Linked DNA regions of Homo sapiens: region 2 is linked to region 1. A link is a contact called in ENCODE Hi-C or POLR2A ChIA-PET data. All regions are on one chromosome and are shown on one strand. The core of a region is the stretch at or near the end of the contact, and the rest is flanking DNA. Distances in the headings are between cores, read along the strand shown.

What was found. Hi-C counts contacts between places; a loop is a spot of excess contacts on that map. ChIA-PET counts read pairs that join two places held with the same protein, here RNA polymerase II (POLR2A). Pooled maps may share reads with other maps.
Region 2: a map of Calu3 shows a loop between it and region 1 (6-fold over the local background). The contact joins two enhancer-like sites. A Hi-C loop is called at or near these places in 3 of 168 maps with a recorded cell type or tissue (Caco-2, Calu3 and psoas muscle), 1 of 37 single-sample maps with no recorded cell type and 15 of 50 pooled maps. POLR2A ChIA-PET finds 5 or more read pairs at or near these places in 1 of 52 experiments (T-cell).

The regions. Positions count from the first base shown.
Region 1 is chr10:24,550,739-24,553,325 of GRCh38, forward strand. No RefSeq gene overlaps it. Among named protein-coding and RNA genes, the nearest start is that of ARHGAP21, 170 kb to the right of the region's middle. Within about 2 kb of position 1,298, at least 2 of the 41 ENCODE cell types and tissues checked have a DNase peak (open chromatin) inside an H3K27ac peak, as active enhancers do.
Region 2 is chr10:23,539,270-23,541,856 of GRCh38, forward strand. No RefSeq gene overlaps it. Among named protein-coding and RNA genes, the nearest start is that of OTUD1, 100 kb to the left of the region's middle. Within about 2 kb of position 1,307, at least 3 of the 41 ENCODE cell types and tissues checked have a DNase peak (open chromatin) inside an H3K27ac peak, as active enhancers do.

The sequences.
Region 1 (2,587 bases), core at 48-2,547:
TGCACTCCAGCCTCGGCAAGAAGTAAGACTTTGTCTAAAAAACAAAAAAAGTTAATGATGATGATTATTACTGCTGCGGTGACAGCTGGAACCAGTTCTGCCCTTGAGAGGCATCAGTCTAGTTGGGGAAAGCGTGGCACACATACCGGGGAGATCAAGTCACAGTTGATGCAGGTGGGGGAGTGCGAGCAGTCCTGGCAGTTGGCTACAGGAGTGCAGAGCAACGGGCTTGTCTGGTGCTTCACAGAAGTGGTGGCACCTGGCACTGACAGGTATAATACAGAACTTATAATAGCGTTACAGCATTTTTAAAGAAGCTGGTTTTCTTTTAATGCTACTTGTGACTGGATTTTTTTCCAAAGTAAAATAGACATTTACACAGATGGAGAAAAGCCAAGGCCCTGGGAATCATGGCTCAGAATTATGGTTCTTTTGTGAAGTCACATGTGCAGGCTTGGGAGAAGGTGCTCCCAGGTCACCCCAACCCATATTCCTCAGATGATGCTCATTCCTGGGCTTGAGTGCAAGGGGCCAGACCCATGGGGTAAGAGGGACACATCCACTGGGTGCTGAGAGCAGGTCTGGCCACTCCCCTCCCCGCAGGCCACATTTAAAACATAAACCTGGGCCTCTTCCTGAATGCCCCACCTTGTAATTCTAGCTAAGGTCCTCCCCACCTCCAAGGCTCAGTAAATGCAAAGGCATTTCAGAGCAAGCAGGAAATTTTTTGGAGGAAGTAGAGGAATGACAGCTGCTTCAACTGAAAATTCAAAAGGTAATTTTGCAAAAGAGGCCAGCTGACGTTGTCCAGGAAAACATAGCCCTGGCATCGGGCAACCACTCATTCTTTGATCTATGCTCCTAAGAAGGTAATGTCCGAAAGAATAACCCGAAAAGCACCTCTGAGAAGAGAGTCCCAGGCCCTCCCAAGGTGCATGTCCATCTAGCTCCAAGTCAGGTGCCCACCTTAGAAGCAAATGTTCGCCCTGATGGAACGAGGAAGGTTAAGTTATGCTCACCACTCTCTGCCAAGAAGGCAGGAGAGCTTACAGTGCATGCCTTCGATTTGCACAAAATGCTTAATATTTTAATTGCCCAACGTATTGGGTGGTCCTTAATCCTTGTGTCTGTGAACACATCAGCAATAACTGCCATCTGTTGCCTATTATGGGCCACGTAGAATGCTAAGGTGTTTTGCATCTATTGTCTTTTAATCCTCACAAACACTGAAAAAGTTCCTGTAATTTATCCCTCCCCCACTTCACTGCAGGACACTGAGAACAGGCAAGAGGTGACAAGTGCAGTATGCACCTCTGGGCACTCGCCATCCTGCTTGCGGTGGGGGCTGCTCAGGTTGCCCCTTTGAAAGAAGGTGGCTTTAAGGGGAGGTTTTTCATTCCTGGATCAGACGAATGAGCACAATGCAGAAAATTATCCATTTGTGGGATTATTAGATTGCAAATTTTGGTTGCCTCACCTTCAAAAGATGCGTAGGTAGAGACCCCTTCCACTTAAAAGGCTAATGTTCTCATCTAGTATTATTGTTGGAAAGGCGGTGAATCTGGATTGGAACCTGGGATAGGTACTCCTCTTCCCCTAAGCCCCAAGTGGTCAACTACAACTCTAGGGCCCTGAGCTGGGACTGCAGGGAAGGCTTCACCTGCCAGAAAGACCACACCCCAGACAAGCCAAGCCAAGCCCAGCCTAGGTCCTACCCGTACCAGGCCCCACCTCCTCCTGGCCTTGCCACGCCCCTCCAGGTACTGCCTCAACCTGCCTCAGCTAAGCCACGCCCCACCTTTCTGGTCACACCCCTCGAGGCCTCACCACACCCCTCGAGGCCTCACCGCGCCCCTCCTGCTGGTGCCTTCGGGAACTTCAGCTGCTGGAGACCAGGGTAAGCGGCCCCCAAGTGCCTCCTAAAAGGGTTTTCTCGAAGTTCGGCTTCTCGGCAGGGACTTGTGAGTAGGCACCTCAGCCTCTCAGAGTGATCCTTTGAAATTCAAGGATAAGTCTCAATTCCAATGGATCCAAGCCCCCTTTTAGTTACAAATGTTTTGTACGAGATGAAATTCCTTATGACATCTCCTACCTACTCGCCTTGTTTCAAAAATAAAATACAATGTCCTAGTGGCACTATAACAAAGGTATAATTATTACCGTGCCATGCACGCACCCATCAGCAGAATTCACATTCAGAGACGAGTCGTACCGGGGACTCGAACGCTGTGAATGGCTGGTAATGTGACTTTTCCCAAATAGCGAATGACTTGGTTGAAAGCTTTGAACAAAGCAGAATACGACTCTCCCTCACTTTACACGTTCCTGAAAAATTTTATTGCACATTTTGAGGCTGCAAAAGTGTTTAAATATAAAATAAAATTGGCCTCTACACTCGGATCATTATAAGCAGGGTTTTTCCTTACGCATATGTCCAGTGGGACGTGACCAGGTCGTGCTGGGGGTGGGGGACAGTTTTTCCTGGGCAGCTGACTGTAGGACATCCCGATTCAGCATCCCTGACCCCTACACACTAAATGCCAGTTTTGCCTCTAACATTGGGACAACCAGAAAACTCTCCACAAAT
Region 2 (2,587 bases), core at 57-2,556, 1.0 Mb before region 1:
TCCCCTTTGCTGCTAGAAGCATGTCAGATCAGTGCCCCAAGATCATCTCTGCAGTGCTTGGTCTTTGCTGCTGTAGGTTGTAGGCCTTACTGCAATAGGTCTTTGACGTTGATCAGTGCTCAGTAAACACCTTTCAACTTTCTTTCTGGGAATTGTTCATTTCCATGGGCTCTGCATGCTTTTCAATGTTCATGGTGCAAACCATCCTGTTTGCCAAGAATTGCCTGTTGGGATGAGATTATTTGAAGTATAACAAAGCTTCATACCTCCAGAGAATTCTAGCCTGCTGACGCTTACTTAGTATCTGTGGCTGAAGTTGGTCCATGTCAACTCTTCCCCACTCTAGGGCAATGCTGGGGACATGGTCTTCATTTCTCTTCTTTGCTCAAGAATTTCAGTGCTGGAGTTGACTGTGAGCTCTGTTCAACTGGGAAACCTCTGAGAAACTCTCTGTGACATGCTTGGACATACTTATTTCCTCTAACTGGCAAAACAATGTGTTCTCACAAGGCCCTTGCCAGCTATCATCTGCTGCATTGTTTACATGTTGATTTTTTTTTCTCTCTGTCCTTTTCCCAATCACATACTTTAAGGTTCTAGAATGTCCTTTACTTCTACTGGGAAGGTTTAAAACTCAACCTTTTAGTAGTTAGGTAGAGGCAGGAGGAGTTAGAGGAAATAAGTGTATGCATTACATTACTCTTTTAGATGATTTCTCTGGCCTGATATCTAGAAGCTTTTCTCATCTTCTTGTATTTTTCTACCCTGTCTTTTTTACAGAATGCACCTTAAAATAACAAAAAATGACACGTTCTCCAACAGCTTAGTCTGAACTGGAGGAATTTTAATCCTAAGAAAGGCCAAAGTATTCCAGATAGAGGAAGAATTTGCATGGTGGACTCAATTAATAATGGATATCTTGAGGTCTCCTGAATTACATATATACACTTGAAAAATAATTGTGCTCATTAATTTTGGAGCAAACAAATTCAACTTTCATCTTTAAAAAATCTACTATGGTTTGTAATTAGGTAACAAAATGCACTGTTCTCCAAATTCAGCAGCAGTTTGCTCACTGTCTAGATGTTTCTTCCTATCAAGTGAAAGCTATATTGCCTTTTAAGAGTTGATCACAGAAGTGAAAAACATCACCAGACTAGTTAAATCCAGACACAGGGAATGGAGGTAAAAAAGAATCCTTTAAAAAAGCTATTATCCATACAAGAACCTTCTTCTCTGAAGATTTTGGCATCATGAAGGAACTTATCTGTCTGCCTCAACTGTCATAAAATTGCACGTTGTGAAACAGGAAGCCAGAGCTAGAGGGAAGCAGAGAAGGGGGCTGGGTGATTTCCTTTTGCAAACACAAAGACCTTCCTTCGTTGGAAGGAAAAGAAAAAAAACAAGCCAGAAGCTGAAGTTGGTGGGTTTGAGGGCTTGCAAATGCAGGCAGCTGAAACTTTGTAAACAGTTAGCATAAAACTCATTTTTAATCTCATAAACTTAATTTTTTCCCCTAGCATATGGGATGCATAAAAAGGAAATAAAACTTTAGTAAATTGAGCCTTACTTGTGCTTTATAAAAAAGAAATTGAATTGCTCTAATGGCAGCTGCAGCTGGCTTTCAGCTTCAAACAACCAGTGTAAATCTAGTTTTTAGTGCTTGATTTAGTAAACACTCAGCTGCAAACAGGCTTCCACAACAGCTCTGAATGCAAGGTTTTCTGTAAAGACTGTTATGTAACCTCTGTGTGTTATGTCTTTAAAATATGTGAAGGAGAGCAGAAACCTTGATTGAGATATCTTACAATTATTCTTTCCTCTATATTTAAAGCTGCATAGACTTTGCTACTCATTATACATAGAGCTAGCACGAATGGATCCTAACAGGCCATGAATTTAAATTTATGTGCACTAGTCATTAAAAATAAACAAAAGTAGAGTACTAATAATGGTCTGGGAAGCCATAGTTGAGTTGGACACATTGGTTGGTTATCTCAAAGTGATCATCACAGCTTGTTTGTGGCTCTGCCCTTCTCTGAGCCTTATGTCAGGCTCCCACACATTGAAGAGCCTTGAGGAATCATATTCTGCTTGGCAAAGGCTGCATGTGCCCGGCTTACAATTTTTGCTAAAAATAGGGGGAAAATCTTGTTCCTGATGAGCAAGATGAAATGTCCAACTGTTTTTAAATGGATGCATAAATAACTGTTGAGATTATAATGCTAGTCTATCTAAAATATTTCCTAGTGACCTGGACTTAGAGGGGGATTTGTAGCGTTCTGGTGGTTGTCACTTTTCCCATCACTAGATACCAACAGGTAGACAAAATGAGAGTTGGTATCTTATGGCATTCTTGCCAAAGGAACTTTTTAAAAGAATCCTGGGAAGGATGGCCAGGGTTAACCCTGGGAACAATTTTGAATTAGGATAAATCTGTGTCTGTTTCTTTCTCCCTTGATTGTCTTCCAATACCTCAGTCTTATTTTTAGCTGGCTGTCAACCAAAACTACCTAAGGCATTAATTGATAAGTATTAAGGTACTCCATTTCTCAGGGGTATTTCCAATTTTAAAAGAGACTCGTGA